Regions from separate parts of the Mus musculus genome. Here region 2 is linked to region 1. Evidence: chromatin loops called from intact Hi-C (ENCODE). Cell type or tissue: heart. All regions are shown on one strand. Each heading gives the region's core, and the rest is flanking DNA. Links, peaks and the distances in the headings are about the cores only. Region 1 has its middle 5.4 kb from the start of Gm34654. Region 2 overlaps Gm34654 (a long non-coding RNA gene).

Evidence for each region. Peaks named below come from ENCODE experiments on the same cell type or tissue, not always from the same donor. Only the 100,000 strongest peaks of a DNase experiment are listed, where the experiment ranks them.
Region 2: it touches region 1 in a loop (2.1-fold over the local background); 2 of 42 quality-filtered maps call a loop at or near these places.

Annotation. Positions count from the first base shown.
Region 1 is chr9:77,852,528-77,862,089 of GRCm38, reverse strand. No RefSeq gene overlaps it. Among named protein-coding and RNA genes, the nearest start is that of Gm34654, 5.4 kb to the right of the region's middle. In heart, for the core only: no CTCF peak of the experiment used is centred there; no DNase peak of the experiment used is centred there.
Region 2 is chr9:77,801,321-77,810,882 of GRCm38, reverse strand. Gm34654 (a long non-coding RNA gene) reads left to right here. Exons shown (of 5, transcript XR_379642.4): 2 at 1,583-1,732; 3 at 2,154-2,248; 4 at 3,778-3,956. Among named protein-coding and RNA genes, the nearest start is that of Gm34654, 46 kb to the left of the region's middle. In heart, for the core only: a CTCF peak has its summit at 3,918; a DNase peak (open chromatin) is centred at 3,672; H3K4me3 peaks cover 556 bases; H3K27ac peaks cover 541 bases.

The DNA of each region.
Region 1 (9,562 bases), core at 3,540-6,039:
CAAATACAGAGGTGGATGTTCACAGCCAACCATTGGGCTGAGCACAGGGTCCCCAATGGAGGAGTTAGAGGAAAGACTGAAGGAGCTGAAGAGATTTGCAACCCCATAGGAAGAATAATATCAACCAGCCAGACCCCCCAGAGCTTCCAGAGACTAAGCCACAAACGAAGGAGTACACATGGCTCCAGCTGCATATGTAGCAGAGGATGGCCTTGTAGGCATCAATGGGAGGAGAGTTCCTTGGTCCTATGAAGGCTCAATAGATGCCCCAGTGTAGAGGAATTGAGGGCAGGGAGGCAGGAATGTGTGGGTGGGTGGGTAGGTAGAGGAACACCCTCTTAGAAGCAGGGGGAGATGGAATCAGATAGGGGGTTTCCAGGAGGAGGGGAAACCAGGAAAGAGGATAACATTTGAAATGTAAATAAAAAATAATAAAAGCCCCAGAAAATCTGAGTACTCAGTTTTTGCTCCTTTTCTCAGGGCTTTTGATTTTAGAAGGGGTGCTATTTGGAGTCTTCTGTATTTCCATATGAATTTAAGACTCCAAATGCCCATTTGAAAAAGAAGAGTTTGAGAGTTTGATAAGTGTTCATCACATTCTTAGGTCTCCATTTTATGTGAAATGAACAGTGATATAACGAATGCTTTGGAATAAGATTGAATGTATTATAGTGTGAACGTAACCATTGAGTCTGTAATGCTCTCTGCACTGGAGACATAGGTCCTGTCTTAGTTAGGGTTCTGTTGCTCTGAAGAGACATGATGACCACAGCAACTCTTAGAAAAGAAAACATTTAATTTCAGCTGGCTTATGGTTTCAGAGGTTTAGTTCATTATCATCATGGCAGGAAGCATGGCATGGTCCAGGCAGACGTGGTGCTGGAGGAGCCGACAGTTCTACATCTTGATCCACAGGCAGCTGAAGGAGACTACGTGCCTTACTGGACAGAGCTTGAAAACGGGAGACTTCAAAGCCTGCCTCCACAGTGACACACTTCCTCCAACAAGGCCACACCCACTCCAATAAGGCCATACCTCCTAATAGTGCCACTCCCCATGGGCCAAGCATTCAAACACATGAATCTATGAGGGCCATTCATGTTCAAACCACCACAGGTTCTTATTCTAAGGGGAAAAGTGATGTTAGTATAGAAAGAAGGTATCTGCTTTTCACTTCAGACTCAACCTGCCCTTTTTTCCATCTTGTCCTGGGCTGAAAGAGGCCAACTTGGACCCCAGCACTGACGCTCCCTCACTGTCTGGCTTCTGACTACATTGAGCCAGTATGAGGCATCACTGAGAGACCAGAGAGAGGCAAAGAAGAGGCAGCCCTGTGTTTTCCTGTGCGGTGGCCCTGATGCTGTTTGTTACCATGTTCTGCACAGGCAGACATCTGGGCCCTGTAGGAGTCCATCTACTTACATATTTAGCTCTGAAGGTGTGGCTGGCTCCCCTAGTTGCTAGCCCTGGAGTTTTCTACCATCTTTTACCAGTTTCTTCAAATCCTGTGTAAACCTTTATAAACAATCCTGTTTCTAGTGTGCTTTCTGCTCTGTCCTCGTGGACAGCACAAAAATGGACAGACACACGCAAAGCCGGAAACCAATACAAAGCTGTGTAATAGCAGAATGTACAGTGCTTTATTATTTGCAAAAAAAATTATGAAAAATATATTTTATTTTCTTAAATTTTGTATTAGGTATTTGGTTTTGAGGTAAGTGGTGATATACGAAAAGAATGTAAAGGAACAGTGATTTGGGCTGAGGAGATGGATCGGCAGCTAAAATACCTGCTATACAAGGCTGTGGACCTGAGTTCTGATCTCCTGGTCCCTTATAAAGCCTGGTAAAGCAGTGAGTGCCTGTGCTCTCATGACCAGATCGGAAATGAAGACAGGAGAAACCCAGAAGTTCTCAGGCCAGCTATGCTGTGTACACAGCAGTGGACAAAGAATTCTTCCCAAAGGCAGTGGAATACCGTCATCATGGCAGATAGATATCTAAACCTCTCTCTATCCCTCCCCCTTGCACCCCCCTCTCTCTCTCACACACACACAGCAGGGGAAAAGACAGAGACAGACAGAGAAAAAAAGAGACTGAGAGAAGAATCAGAGATTTTGAAAGATGGGTGTGTATTTTTTTTCCTGTAAATGTTTGAGGCAGACAGTCCAGACTTGAGATGGGATTTATGATCCATGACCCACTCAAGGAGTTCATTTCCCTGTAGGTCATTGTCCCTCCAGCTTGAGCACAGCACTATTCTTTTTGAGAGCATAATGCAGCATCTATTTGGAGTTTTGAGGTCAGTAGCATGCAGAGTGGGAAGAAGGGTCAAAAGCCATGCATGTATCAAAGGAAACTCCTGCGAACCACCACATAACCCCTTAGTTTATAGCCCATATGGAGAGTTGGGTGTGGTTTGGAGGCTCTTGGGCTTGACTCTAGCAACACACACACACACACACACACACACACACACACACACACACCTATGTATATACTACCTACTTGCATCCAGTCCAAAAGAGCCAAGGTAATATGATTTTAATTCTTAGCATCCAGTTCTGCAATTAAACGTTCTAAAAATGATTGAAGATGAGAATATAGGGTAATGAGAGTCATTAGCAATTTTTTTCATGTACTTTCATTTTAAAACCACTGGGAAGAATATGGAGATGTTGACAGCAGAGATTCCCTGGGGAAGAGAGAGGCAAAGCAGGCAAGAACAAAAACAGAGGAAAACAACAATAATAAAAAGATTTTGACTAAATATCTTGCTATATATTTCATTATGAACTATGTATTCATATTACCTACTTACAAATATAAAGAGTCCCCCCCCACACACACACACACAGGGCCCCTAATGAAGGAGCTAGAGAAAGTACCAAGGGATCTGCAACCCTATAGGAGGAACAACAATATGAACTAACCAGTACCCACCCCCACCCCAGAGTTGAGTCTCTAGCTGCATATGTAGCAGAGGATGGCCTAGTCGGCCATCAATGGGAGGAGAGGCCCTTGGTCTTGCAAAGATCATATGCCCCAGTACAGGGGAATGCCAGGGCCAAGAAGCAGGAGTGGGTGGGTTGAGGAGCAGGGCAGGGGGAGGGTATAGGGGGCTTTGGGGATAACATTTGAAATGTAAATTAAGAAAATATCTAATAAAAAAAGAAAGAAAAAGACATTCCCCCCAAAATAAGAAGGTAAAAGAAAGCAAATGCTGATTAGTCTTGAGTTTAGTCAGAACAGAGGCTCCATGGAGCCCAGTGGACTAGCTCTAACAATTAGAATGACCTAGTCAAAGGTCATTCTAAGAACGGGTTAGATCCTTGTTCTATAACAAGTATGTGAAACTTCAGGCTAAATTAACACCAGGAAGCTGTTGTTAATACTTTCACTTACACGAGTTACCCAGCACTCTGAGATTCACAAAGACAGAGAGCAGGATATGGCTGCTATAGGCTGTGGAGGGAAAAAGGAACTCCTTTGGCTGGGCTGAATGCAGCACGAGATGAGTGCGTTGTAACATTGTGCATTGCACAATAACCTATACATACCCCAAGATACTAAGCTATGAAACAGTTGAGATAATTTCATATTATTTTTAAACATAGTTATAAAACAAACTCAGCTATACCATTTAAAGGAACCTAATTGCACCATTAATACCTTGCATGTGTAATAATTGCATTGTTTATATATTGTATAATACCAAGCATATTCTTGGGTCCTATCTGCACTCCAAGGTCAGAGGCTTGCTCAAGAGGGAAGGACGGTCACTAGTGTGTCATTTCAGTATTCTGCCTCCCACACAGTAAGACGAGAACAAGCTACTTTTTCAGGGACATTTTCTTTTCTTCAACTTTCAGGTCCCTGCTTAACCTCAGGAGGTCTGGATTCTACTGTGTTTATGAGACAGAATTTCCTTCATTTATGAGACTCAGTGATGCCTGAGCACAGTTCCTAGTGGTGGACACACATTTTTCCAGAATGGAATGACATTTCATTTTGGGGGTTTTAGAATTCATTTTAGATTAAGCTGTCTATGGCAACTCTATCTGAGATAACCATCAAAGCCTGTTTCAGAGAACTCTATTGTTGGTTCCATTTTTTTCCCTCCAGTTTAAAGATTAAACAATACCCTTGAGAAAACCTGAACATGATGTCATGCCTAAGGGACTAGTGTAGAAGGGTTATGTGTGAGCGTGCCAGGACTGTGAATGGAATTTAAGGGAGTGGATGGGCACAATTGAAGCCATTAACACAGTTGGCAGAGGCAAGCTAGTCATGATGCTAAGAGAAAAGTAGGCAAAAAAACCCAGAAGTTAAAGCTTAATATGCAGCATATTGCATTCTGAAAGCAGAGAGACAACCTTATCACATACGTACATGTGTCGCAGACCTGGGTAGCAGATGTATAGAAGACCCTGCTATACTTTCTTCTCTGCTGTAGTCAGAGCATGAGCTTCCGAGTGAGGGGTGCAAGCTGCTCACACATTCAGCATCTCTCTCCTCGTGCCCTCATTTTCAGATGTTGGATGGCTGACACAGCTCTCACGGGATAGATTAGTATGGCTCGTTTAATAATTTGGATCATTAACCTGTTAGATGACCCCATAGTTCACTCAGCTTAATGTTTCCAAAGTAGCACACGGAGTCTGAGGAGCCATTTTCCTCTGAAGATGGAAGTCTGAGGAGGCTGTCTTGGCTGTGTGCCTGCCTAGCTGTGGACATGAGAGGAGCCCTGAGCTACAGAAGAGAGGTGATGCTCTCCCTCCCTAGACACCATGCTTTATTTAGATTTTCCTGTTTCAAAGCTCTAACCCCTTCAATGCTTTCAGGCCATCAATCTGCACCCTGGTGGTTAAGTGTGGCCTATTTCATTTCAAATCCATCCTTTCATACCGAACAAAAGAAGTACACTAATGGAGTGGCCTAATTGGTAACAACTGTGGGAAGTCTAGCTTCTTCTGATGGAGCAGTTTGCCTGCAGACCAGGACCGAGTCTGTGGAAAACTGGATGATTCAGGATCAGCTGAATATCCTGGATAATTCAGGATCAGATTTGAGGACTCTGAGCAACTGCCAGACTCTAGGGGTGTCAGGAGCCATCATAGGACAAGCTAATAACTAGCAGGTGAGCTTCCTGAGATGAGTCTGCATTGGATGAATAAATAAGCCACGACAGATTTGCTCCCATAGGCAAGGCCCAGGAGAAAATCATTTTAGCAAAGATTCTTGCTATTAATATGCTTTTTCTGTTATTATTAAACATATATAACAATCGCTAGGTATTGACCCACACTTTTAAGCAGATCTCTGCAGAACAATGAAGATATATTGTCTTGTGGTGATGCTATATAGACAAATGGATGACTTCTTAATTCTTAATGATGATCCTGTAAGAACTCCTAAAATTTTGTCAGTATTTATTAAGCTCTTTTATGATAGTCAAAACTACAATGCCAAGAATTGGCAAGAACTCTGCCAAGAATCTAAGTGTCACCAGTTAATCGTTTCTACAACTCAGAGCACATTCCAAATGGTTGTAAAACTATTAACCAACGGTCATAAAAAGGGAACTATGATTTATTATAGTTGCTAGGGCAGAAGATAAAATATTGACTGGGTTTATTTATACAAAACTTCACTAATAACTTAGTTATGTTTTTTAACTCTCTGTGAACCTGTGGATCTGTGACAGATGATGAATGTTTAGCCAGATAATTACTCCTAATGGATGTGCACGTAAACATTCACTGTTGTAAACTTCTTATTCAATTTATGATTTGAATTTATGTGTAAACTTGCGATGAACTTTTTTTTTTTACCATGTGAACATGTATTCTGAAAGATGTATAAGTGCTGAGGACAAAGAGAAGAGACAGAACTGAGCTGAGGAGAACTTTTTAGACAGAACACTTTTTAGACGGAGCTGAACAGAACTTTTTAGAACAGAAACGAGGGTAAGTTTTTAGTCAGGACACAAGAGAACCTTTTAGAGAGAACTGAACTCAAGAAGAACTTAGAAGTAAAGGCACAGCCTTGGGAGAAAAGGCATTGAGATTAAGAGCAGTATTGTGACATCAGAGCAGGAGGAGTACAAGATTAAAAGGAGAATGCAGAGTGGAATAACTTAGAAACTATAGGTAACATAAAAAACTAAGAGAGCACTGTGCAGAAAGGCAGAGGGAAAGAGGAAAAAAGAAGAAGCTGCAGAGATCAGAAGGAGCAGGCAGGCTTCTCCTTACCATGCAACAGAACAGGTCTTTTCTTAATAACAAGGCAGACTTAGTCTTATTAAAAGAAACAAAGTTTCTTCTTACAAAATTAAAAATTCATTTAGCATTAAAAGAGTAGAAGCCTTTTCTTTCTTTATGCAATAAAGATTGGAGCTCATTTTTCATCCAGAACGAGTGGGTTCTTTCTGCACTGGTGCTTGGTCTTTTGATCCAAATGCATATGTAAGTATAGATGTGTAAGTATGTAATTGTGAGAATGTATACAAGATGGAACCAACTGGTTTGAATGGAAGTGTATAAATGTGTATGCATGAATATGTATATGAATTTATGTGAATTTATACACATTTGCTTATGTAAAAGTTTTCCCTTCAGGGAAAACTGATTCTCTTCTCTTGGTTCAATAGAAGTTTATTGCACTAAACTTTCCCCTAGCCTGACAAGCAAGAGACTTCCGGATAAAAGGGAAAAGGCTCTTAGCAATTAATCCTTTACTTAATCTCCTGCTGTTTTAGGATAAGGTGCTAAATGCCAGAGACTGCAGTCTCTGGCCTCAGAGGAACACAGAAGGCAGGTCAGCTACATTAGTAAAGTAACTTAGACTTAGATAAGTAAACTTTTTATTATTATACAGCAACTCTATGTATCTAGTAGACAAAAGTCTTACCCTATGCCTACACTTTTCCCCCTTCTGCTACTTTAAGGAGAACTGAGAAGAAAAAAGAAGACCACACTGGGGCTGGCCCCTGGCAAGTGGCCTGGAGACACACATTGCAGGGGTTTATAAAGACAAACCCACAGGCATTGTTAATTCCTAAAAACTACAACTCCCAGTGTTCCAGGAGGTTACCTAGTCCTTGGGAAGGTGAGGGTTACAGGTTAATTTTGGGCATTAGAATTTGGAGGACATCATGCAGAGAAGATTATGTGAAGCTGAATTCAGTAAGCCAACCAGGGAAAAACAACAAAATAAGCATTGTCCTAATATGAAAATATGTCTAACAAATCGAAATATAATATATAAGCAATGGAAATTTGTTTTCCATGAAACAGAAGATTATTGAAGTGTGTAAAGAGAATGAAAAATATTTTCTTTTTATAGAAATGTTTAGAATCCTACCAAGAATGCACTGAGAATTAAACAGGGGACAATAACTTGTTCCAGTCTCTTATCAGTCATCTGTCTTTTGTCACCTGTCTTTTGTCACCTGTCTTTTGTGACTTTAAAATAGTTTAGCACTTCCTGGAGGTTTGGTTGCAGGCATTAAGCAATAGCTGATAACTGCTCTAAAATAACCTACCAAATTGCATTTGCTACCACATCCAAATAAAGCAAAGGCATGGTAGATGGTAGGAGCAAGAGTGGAGGAAAGGATGTCTTACCTCTATGCAACTCCCCATGTGCTCAGATGGGTTGGTGTGTGTGTGCAATCATGAGGAACTCTTGTACACTAAACAAATTCTGCAGGTAGACGTAATGGGTAAAAGTGACCTTAATAATGATCCAGGGTATTGGTGGCTTTGTGGAGCTTCAGTAACCTGGCCCAGCCAGAAGAGTCTATAAAGATGGTATAGACACAGATCCTTAGCACAGCACTTGTGCAATAGGTATGACACGATTGTAGATACTCTTAGTTGTCCTGTGTCCAACACTGCATTCAGAGCTCCCTGCTCACTCTGAGTTGGTGTTCACTTAGCTACATGATCGCTGAGTCTGGTTGCTGACACCATTTTGTGGCTTTCTCTGCTGCAGACACTTAAGTTAAATCTCCTTGGCTTCGCACTTATTTTCTTCCGTTTCTCAGCAGTAAAAAGTAAGGACAAGCCTTCTTCCCTTCCATGTCAATCCTCCTCCTCCACAGCACCTCACACTTCTAGCTTCCAAGGGTCTCTTCCTGTTCTCTGTGACTAAATTGCCTCTTGCAGCTATCTGTCATTCAATGGTCTTTCCCATCACATCTGCCTTGGAAAAGCTCTATAAAAGCCCAAGCCAGGGCAGGATGCTGATGTTGTGAGAGAGCCTCAGTGAGCAGTTTTAAGATGAGTAAGTATATTTTATGCCTATGATATAATCCAAGCTCCACACTAGTGGTTTTCAACCTGTGGGTCGTTACCCCTTTGGAGTTGAATATCAGATATCCTAAATATCAGGTATTTACCTTACGACTCATAACAGCGGCAAAATTACAGTTATGAAGTAGCAATGAAGTAACTTTATGTTTTGGGGTCACCATGACATGAGGAACTGTATTAAAGGGTCACAGCATTTGAAAGGTTAAGACCCACTGCTCTAGACCAATTGATGATCAAAGAAATCCATCATCCTCATCTCCAAATTCACACATAATTTGGCAGATACTAAGTTAGGAGGAATTGGAACAAACTGAGACTATCCCAGAAAATAGAGATACCATCATGGCTGAGCAGGAGAACCAACATTAACACAGGAAGTCACTTTTCTTACTGATGTCCTCTGGGTTGTGTCCCTCCCGATGTGTTATGTTGAGGTCCATGCAAAAGGAACAGCAAGCAGCTTTAGAACTCATGGAGGGTTGCCCACTGGTTGGCACAACTATGGTGGGTGTGCCTTGGAGAGGCAGAGCCCAAGGACGAGGTGTCCTGAGAATTTCATGCTGTTATGGAGCGTCTCTGCTTGTTGCCCTCATGGTCACTGCATCCCTCATAATCTGTGAGTCGGACGAAGGCTCTGAAGGGGTCTCAGCCCCTCACTGGGTAGTGTCATTGGCACTTACAATAATAGCAGTTGATCTTTTCCAAAAGAAAGAATTCAGAGATGTAGATTATTAGTAAAGCTAGGTTAAGATGTTTTTGTCAGTGGCTTTGATGTAAAAAAATTGGAGGAAATTTATAGTTCAGAAAGGCATACTCTTTTTTTTTTCTAAAACAAGCTCATGATGTTTATTATTAGCAAGCAATGAGAAGGAGGAAAAAAATTAAAAGTTTTCACAAAACAGACTGTCGATTTGTTAGCTTTTGGGAAATACTGGACACCATGTACACACAAGTAAGCGTGTTATTAACTGTAATGTACATTAAAAAAAATACAGGGTTGGGATGTGGCTCAGCTGTGCTGTGCTAGCCTAGCATGAGCAGGGCTCTAGTTAGAGCCCTGGTACTACATAAACCAGACGTGCTTCCGCACACTGGGAATCCCAGCACTCATGAGGTACCAAAGTCAAATATTATCCTTACTGACACCAATTCCGAGGCCAGCCTGGGATACATGATACCTTGTCACAGACAGGCAGACAGACAGACAGACAGACAATGCCCAGTGTGATAGCAAAGGCAGGCATC
Region 2 (9,562 bases), core at 2,370-4,869, 50 kb after region 1:
TTCTTTCTTTCTTCCTTCCTTCCTTCCTTCCTTCCTTCCTTCCTTCCTTCCTTCCTCTCTCTCTTTCTCTCTCTCTCTCTCTCTCTCTCGTTCTTTCTTTCTTCCTTTCTCTCTTTCCTAATTATTGATTTATTGATTGGTTGGTTGGTTTTTCAAGAAAAGGTTTCTCTAGGTAGCACTAGCTGTCCTGGAACTCTCTTTGTAAACTAAGCTTATGTCAGACTCACAGAGATCTACCTGCCTCTGCCTCTCTAGTGGTGGGATTACAGGTCGGTGTGCCACCAGGCCTGGCTCTAATTTTCTTTATTATAAATAACGGTGGGACTAGATCTAAATACAAGCAATTGGCATTGTGCTTTAAAGTGGGGGAACTTCCCTTCTGCTTCATCACAGCCAGCATTTTCTGTGAAAATCAATCCCACTTGAGCCTTTGCTTTATGTTGTGTGAGTTTATGTTGTTCCATGTGTTCATTGCGGTCCTTTCTTTAAAATATTTTAACTATGTATTTTTATCTTTAAGTGGTAAAACACATATAAAACCTAAGTTTATCACTTTAGCCATTTTTACATCCTCACTAACAATGCCTAAGTGCACAGCTCTGAAGTGAAGTACATTTATAACGTTGTTCAACCAATTTCCATCTCACAGAACTGAAATCCTGGACTCATTCAACAACTTCCCATTCTTTCTTCCCACAGTTCCTGGCAACTACCATTCACTTTCTGTCTATGAATTTGACTGCTCTCTACGTTATATAAGTCGGACAATACAGTATTTGTTCTTTTGTGACTGCATATTTAACAGCACACTGTCTTCAAGATTCATTCATGCTTTAAAACTGATCAGAATTTTCTTCTTTTTAAAAGTTACCCAATATTCCACTGTGTGTAATATTCCATCTCCCCCCACCCCAGTTGGTCTGTTGTTGGACATTTGTGTTACCCTAACTCTCACAAGTGTGAATGATGTTGCGCTGTATAAATACATCTTGAGGCCATGCTTTCAGTTCTTAGAGGGTATGTGCAGAATTCGATATGTTGAATCATGCAATAATCTTACTTTTCATTTTTGAAGGACTTCAGTGCTCCCCTGTTCTGAAGGGCTTTGAAGAAATAGCTCTTCTATGCTCTCCATGGATCTTGGACACAACTCCATGGCTGCTAGACCATGGGAAAGCCTGTTACGGCTGGATCTGACAGTTTCAAGGACGTAGCATTCTTTTTTCCTCCCTGAAGAATCCATCTAATAAAACCTGGAGAGCTAAAAAGAACAGATACAGCCTTGTGGCCATTTCAGCTACTCCTCCAGGTAGCCTGCAAAGTTGGTTTCTCGGGACCCCTACCAGCCCAGGGCTGCTACAGCTACTGCCAAAATGATGCTCATCAGATGGAGTCAGTCTGCTTTTCTGCACTGCCATGTTAGTGCAGTGAAAACTGGCTAGGGTAGCAATGTGTGCTGTTAGCAGTGTAGCATAATACAATATATTACACTCATTATTATATCAATTAAATATAGCACAATCTTTTTTTTTTTTCAATTTGTATCTATTGCTGAACACTCTGATGCTGCGTCGCTTCTAAGCACACTGGCAACAAACATGGCAGCATCCACCTCCTCTGAATGATGAGACGGGGAGAGAGCAATGTCATGTGACCATGAGATGGTGATTCTCTTTGGAGACTCCACAGAAGCCCACAGAGGCCATGAGCGAGAAGCACAAGATGCCCACAGGTAAAAAGGAGCGGGGACTTGACTCCTGGGATCCACTTTGACTTTCCCATTAGCAGAGCTTTTCTGTTTGCCATCCTCACTGACTTCATTGCAAACGTGTGCACACACACCAGGCTTCTATGTCTTCACAATACTGAGTTGATGAGGTGGACATTTTCCCCACCCCGGAGAGACCAGTAGCAGTAAGGCTTGTCTAGGAGGGATATATTTGCTTTGCATTCCTACTCTCTAGCGACTGGCCTCTGGTCCCCCTAGGACTTTCTCCTATGTAGCATTGGCTTCAAACAATGAAGGACACCCTTTCTCCGCAGAAAAGGACTTCGGCCTCGCGGTCCTCATGCCTTTTGTTCAAGAATAGTCACCATTGCTTGCTCCAGACCCCAGGGAGTGTGTTAACCTGGCTGTTTCTTTTTCCTTATAGGAATGATGCAGGCAGGGCTGAGGCTCATGTTAACTGAGCACCTTCTGCTGGGCACCCAGCCAGAGCAACACTTCCTGCTTGAATGACTTCATCACGTATGTGTTATCATTTCCATGTTTATGGGGGAACAAGAGGGAAAACGGGGTCACAGAGTAGGTTTGAATTCCAGAGAATCTATTCATTTTGATAGCAAGGAAGATTCTGTGAGGTATATATATATCTATATATAGATATATATATATACCCATTGAACTTTGTACCAAAAGATGATGTCTTTGTCAGGACATGCATGTAGCAGACACTCACTTGAAGTAAGTTTACACTAAGTTTCGGATTTATTGGGTAGGACATTTGTCAGCCCTTTAGAATATAAGGACAGTTGGACAACCCTGACCTCAGCCTCAGGAGTCCTGAGTTTATCTCCCTAACATCTCCCCATTGCTGGAAGTAGTATCCCGTGCCTGTGTGCTAGCTGACTCTCAAAGGCCAGACCCTCAGTGGCTCTGAGGTGCCTCTCCTGCGTTAAGCATTTGCCTCTAGTCTAGCCAGCCATGTCCAAGAGTCATGGGGTAAAAGGAAGACCTATGGAAGCTAATTCTGTTGATCAGTAAATGGTTCCAATTGCTAAAGAATCAGCCACCAAATGCAGGCACTATTGCATATGCCAGCAAGATTTTGCTTAAGGAACCCTGGTATAGCTGTCTCCTATGAGGCTATGCCAGTGCCTGGAAAATACAGAAGTGGATGCTCACAGTCATCTATTGGATGGAACACAGGGCCCCCAATATAGGAGCTAGAGAAAGTACCCAAGGAGCTGAAGGGGTCTGCAACCCTATAGGTGGAACAACAATATGAACTAATCAGTACCCCGGAGCTCGTGTCTCTAGCTACATATGTATCAGAAGATGGCCTAGTCAGCCATCATTGGGAAGAGAAGTTCCTTGGTATTGCAAACTTTATATGCTCCAGTACAGGGGAACGCCAGGGCCGAGAAGTGAGATTAAATGGGTAGGGGAGCAGAGCGGGGGGGAGGGTATAGGGGACTTTTGGGATAGCATTTGAAATGTAAATGAGAAAATATCTAATAAAAAACGTGTGTGTGTGTATGTGTGTGTGTGTGTGTGTGTGTGTGTGTAGAATCAAACCACTACAACAACAAAGACCCAACTTGCGCTGAGTGACTATTGGACTTGGCTATAACTCAGTAAATGCTTATGGCCTGGTATGTTTAGGGTTCCAGAGGTATGTTCATTACTCTCCATAAAGCACTTTGAGAACCTTGACTGAATCATGTTTTTTGGCTGTTAGTGTAATTCCCAGGCAGGGGCTCATAAGGTCATACACAGCCAAGACAAATATGTGACATTTCTATGGTCCAGTTGTCCTTTTGTTTACAGCCATAGGGGCCATCCAGGAAAGGAGAACTGAACTATTTATTCTCAAATGCTTGCTTTCAGGGGGCCGAGGAAATGGGAAAAACATTTGTAGACAGGGCTATTGTGTTTGCTGCTGGCTGCTGTCCAGTACTTATGAAAAGGGCGCTCTCACCAAGTAGACGCTTTGTGTCCCTGTAAGAAACTGTTTCCTCTGTCTGGAAAGTGAGTTGTGTTTCTTTGTTTCTAAGGTTATTAACCCAGATGCATGAGACCCTTTGTCTCCTTCAGAGTAACCTGATTTTGCGGTTCCCTGGGTTCTGGAGTTTGTGCCTTTGCCTGTAGGTGAGGTCCTGAGCCTGGAAGACTGCAGGCATATTGACATGGTGGTGTTATACCGCCACCATGGGGGCACTGCTGGAATTTCAAGGTACTTAGAAAGCTTTGTTCTCGTCTCTAATGTCCACGTTCAGAAGTGAAAGTGAGCACGTTAATTTTACGTTATGTCGTTCAACTCAAGTACTATGAAAGTTATAATTTATCAAAAACCATAAGGACACAACCTGCCTGTGGAAAGGCTCTGGAGGGGTAGATAGCTTCAGCAGGTGTGTCTGAAGGACTTTAAATAGGAAGAGTCTCCAAAGATCCATATAGTGAAGGCTTGACTCCCAAATGCAGTAATGCTTAGAGTGGGGCCCAGTGAGGTGAATAGATCAGGAATGTTCTAAACTCATCTACAGAAAGTAGGTGAGTCTGTCGGTAAGTTCATAGATAAGGGCTATTAGCATATAGGCCCTCCCTGGAGGAAGTAGGCTACATAAAGAGAGAGTGCTCCATCTCCCCTCACCCCTGCTCGGGAGAGTGCCACTGAAGGCTATGTCTCCCCTCACCCCTGCTCGGGGAGAGTGCCACTGAAGACTATGTCTCCCTTCACCCCTGCTCGGGAGAGTGCCACTGAAGGCTATGTCTCCCCTCACCCCTGCTCGGGGAGAGTGCCACTGAAGGCTATGTCTCCCCTCACCCCTGCTAGGGAGAGGGCCACTGAAGGCTATGTCTCTCTTCACCCCTGCTTGGAGAGAGGGCCACCTTCTGCCTGTCACCAGGTGAGTGGCTTTGCTCTAGCACATGCCCAGCCATGATGCTGTCTCATGATGGCCCAGAAACAAAGTGGATGGAACCCTGTGAATCTACAGGCCCAAAGAATCTGAGTGGGTTTTCTCTGTGTTTCTCAAAGCAATGGAAGACTACTAGCCTGATTTAACCTACAGACCAGACATTTCAGTCTTCTAAGCCACAAATGTAGTGACCCTCTGGGATATCTCCAGCTCAGCAGTAGAGCTCTGACTGAGGCCCTGGGTTGGCATGTCATGCACACACACACACACACACACACACACACACACACACACGCACCACTGACAATTCATTTCACTACGTTTTGTCTTGATTAAGTGACACAGACTGTCTCAGTCATTGGTATTTGGAAATTATTCAGTGAAGGACTGCTTTGTTGCTATTATCTGACACTGACTTTGCCTTTGGGCAACCTTATGCATGACGAAAAGTGTTGCGGGTAAACTTGCTCAAAACCCAGTGAAGTCAGCACCCAACCTGCTGCTAGAGAGGATGCTCCTGAGACCCCTGGGAAGTCGGAAGAAACAAGTAACAGCACCAACATTGATGCTAATTGCCAAGGTGGGGATGAAATCATATTTTCATTGCTTGATCCTTTGGAATCAGAGAATCATAAAAAGTACACTCCTTCTCCTCTCCCCCCATGGAGCAACCAACCGGGTGTTTAAGTCACTTTCAAATTAAAATGTGAGCCAGTGGAAGGGTGACTAGAACCTAAGATTTTCCACAAATCATCCAGTGTTCTTTATGCAGCATCAAGATATCACCAATGGTCACCAGTCCATATCGCCTTCGACTGGACTAGTTACAAAGATACTTCATCCAGCGATGTATTAGTCCCCATCTCAGCAATGGAAATAGCGACACCTTATTGCAGAAGGCTGTGGTGAAGATCAATGAAATGATGTGTGTCAAGCATCAAGAATTGCACATCACTCGTTAACCAGTGTGAATGTCAGCAGAGATAATTGTAGATGAATCCAACTATAGAAAGTAATACAAAAAAACCCCATGCACCCTTTATCATTTGTCTCCAATGTACATGGCTGGCCAGACTGTACAGTATCATCTGCGGGCTCCCCGAGTCTCATCTGGACTGTTCTTTGTGTGTTATTATCACACATGGATCTGTCATTTGTGTAGGCTCCTGTAGTCACAATCCTAGTCAACTCACTGAGCAGCTCCATCATCCACGGCATCTCTTGCACTGACCCACCTATTCTAACCACACTAATCCCTCCTCTCTGTCCCCGATGTCCTGAAACTTGAGGAACCTGACTGGCACAGGGCTTTGTTGTCTTGGCATTGATTCCCTAGGGACTCATCTAAGATAGCTGCTCAGATCAATACTTCATCCCGTTTATGAGATTACTACCTCATCTTAGATGATACAGATGTACCGCTGTTTGCTTGAAGGATAGCTGAGTCGCTTCTTCAGTTTGGCTGCTAGGAATAAAGCCGCTACAAACATGTCTTTGTACAAACAGGAGTTTTCGTTTCTTTGGGACAAATGACCTACAGTACAGCATCTGGGTGGAATGGTAATTACATGCTTAGCATCAGAAACTCTCAAACTGTTTCCCAGAGTAGCTGTTATCGTTGTCCTCACCAGCAATGTAGCTACACTATTTTTTTTTTTATTTCAGCATTCCTGGTAAGTTGTAATAACATCTATTGTGCCATGTCCTTTTGTCTTTCCCTAGTAGCTAGTAGCATTGAGTGGCTTTTCATGTGCTTATCTGTCCAGTGTCTTTACCTGCTTGGTAAAATATTTCTTCATATTTTTCAAACATCTTATAACCGAACTGCTGTTTGCTAATGAGTTTTTTTTTGTGAGCAACCACTATTGCTAGCTCTTCACATATGTGAGATACAAAGACCTTGGGTGTTTAATTTTTAGTCTAAAGTACCAACATTGGATTGTGAGCAACATCACCCACTTCAGTAAAAGCCACCACCCAAAGATTGGTGACCAAAGAGTACACAAACTCTTATGATTTGAAGACTTATTGACTCCTATGAAGACTCTTAGGTGACTCTTACAGCACACATGAACCGTGACAGTGCAGATCCATGCCTCTCTGTGATATGTTAGAAATGTGCACTATGATCACTGAGAAGTATGTAAAGATGGACCTTTAGCAGAAACGAACAAGCTAATAGTGATGAGAAGATCACATAGCCCAAACCAGGAAGAAATGTGCACAAAAGGACCAGGAAACAAACAAACAAACAAACAAACAAACAAACAAACAAACCTAAGAGGTTGATGTACCTAGGCCTGGCCAAACCATAAATGCCCACAGATGAAATAACTGCAGTTAAAATATTTTACAAGTTAAGGCCTAGTGATGAGAGGTTTTAAGGGATGTAGCTTAGTTAGAAAACCAAATAGGTATATAGAAGAATGGAAGACAAGTTATGAAAGTGCCATCTGGAGAGATGAGATGATATCATGAAAATATCATCTAAAGAGAGCTTATGTGACTATATTAATCAAGGTAAAGACCAAAGCAGAAATGGAGAGGGAGAGAGAGAGAGAGAGAGAGAGAGAGAGAGAGAGAGAGAGAGAGAGAGGATGCTGTTACAGTCAACTGCAGTGCAATTGACTGAGAAAGTGCATTTCAACCCTAGAGGCCAAGGCAGCCAAGCACAGAACTCAGGTTCGTTGGAAAAACCAAAGTGGAGAAGACAACCCCAGTCACCTTGGACACATCACCCCAGGTATTGAAAGAAAAACAAGAATACGAGTATAGAAAAATCTGCACATTGCCAACGAAGATCCCCCCACTGAAGGTGCCAAGTGGACATTGTATGGAAGTGAATACAGAATATTTTCCATGAAAGGCCAGATGATGAGCTATTAAAGAGGTTTTTAAAAACTGCAAAGCACTGAGATAATTCAGAATCTTTTGTGAGCAGAGAAATTATGCTAGACATCAAGAATAATTATCTAGAAAAATGCTCAAAGATTTTGAAATTAGGCTAAACACTTCTAAATAAACACCCAGCCAAAGAGAAAACTCCAAGTGAACACTGACAACAGCCAGGTGTGGTGGTGCAGGGAGGGCAGAGGCCCGCAGAGCTCTGTGAGTTCTGGGGCAATACACAGTAAGAACCTGTCTTAAAACAAAGCAAAGAAAAACATCAGAAACAGCAACAACCAAACCAAAACCAAAACCAACCCACACCCCCCCCCAAAAAAAACAAACCAAACAAACAACCTCACCCCACTTATAAGTGAATAAAGAAAATGGGGATGTAGATGGTTCAGGGCATAGGGGTGCTTTCATGTAGGCCTGACAACCTGACTTCAATATCCTGATCCCATAAGGTGGTCAAGAGACCTATCCTCTGACCTCCATATGTGGTGTTAATGTGTGCGTGCAGGCTACTGCACGCAAAAAAAATTTTTTTTTTCAAAATAACAGGGACGTAACAGCTGTAGCAACAGTGAAAACACTCACCAGCTTGTGTTAGAACGAAAGGTCATTTACACCTAAATATAATAACGGAACTAAAGTACATCTCAACACGGAGTTTCCCACTCCCAGAGGATGCAGCGCCCTCTTCTGGCTTTTGGGAGCACCAGGCATGAATGTGACTTGCAGACATACATGCAAGCAAAGCTGTCATACACATAAAGATAAAAGCTCAGTGTGGAGTTTCACTTTACAATCAGCTGTTCAGAATAGGTATTTGTAGAGGAAAATAGACAAGACCAAAACTCTGAATGAAACTGCATCAAAGAAGGCACCAACAGAATAGGTGGCTCTACCATCTAGCTTCAAAGGGATGAAGGCTTCCTTGTCGGAAACACAGTGGTCCTAGAGGAAATCTGAGAGAGTGCTGAGATTTCACAAATTTTGAAAAGAAAATCAAGGTCTAGAGGGGGCAGACAGCAGTCCCGATATCAGAAGTCCCAGGAAGACTCAGAACAAGAGCCGCCTTTGGGACTCTTCACCGTACACCGGACTGGCTTTTGCTTTGGACTCACAGCCAATGAGAATGCCTTGAGTTACTGGAGCAGCTGTGGCCACGTAGGGACCGTACTCTGAGAAAGCACAGGCCCTCTGTGGAAGTCTAGGACCTGAGGACAAAGTGTCACATCTTGGACATTTTACTATTCAAGTAGATAGGTTGGTTAGCTTAGTTTACTTTAGTTTGGTTATGAACTCGAAGCCAACCGAAATCAGTGGCTCTTTTGCCACTCACACCTAACAGCTCTACACACGCCCAGCACCAACACCTCCCACGAAGGCTCAGAATACTCAAAACACATAATTCTATTTTGACACAAAGTAACCCAAAAGCCAAACTGAAAGAATTGTCTCTAGGAAACTTGACAGGCGTGCTGTTTGAGAAGTGACTGAAAGGGTAAGCGCTTTTATCACCACCCCTACTCCCCATCTCCCCCCAACCCGACTCCACAGCATCTCAGCTTTGTTTCCAGAGTGGCTGGGGTTTTTTCTGATTTCTCGTATTGTTGGAAATATCTCCGATTGCAAAGGAGGTTAAGAAGACGTGGTAGGCTGGCTAGAGTTCAGTGGGTGTGTCGGCTATAACAGGAGAGCATCCTCTGAGAGGACAGCAGTGGGGTAAGAAGGCCGTGCTTGGCTTTTACTTTCCACCCATGTGATGCCTAGGAACAGAGAGGTTAGATTTGCTATTTATCTATTTGCCAAACCAGTGTATGAAAATACTAGGGTTTTATTAAGAACATAGTTGAAACCGTTTTGTGTAACGGTGTCATGCAATAATGTGATGCCCCAGCTTGTTGCCAGGCAGCTCTGATAAGTCCCTGGCAGACCACTGGGACAGCTCAGGTGAAGCCTAGTCCAGCACTGACCTTGATATGCTAATGAGCTAACCCCAAGGTGGTGTTTTTTTTTGTTTGTTTGT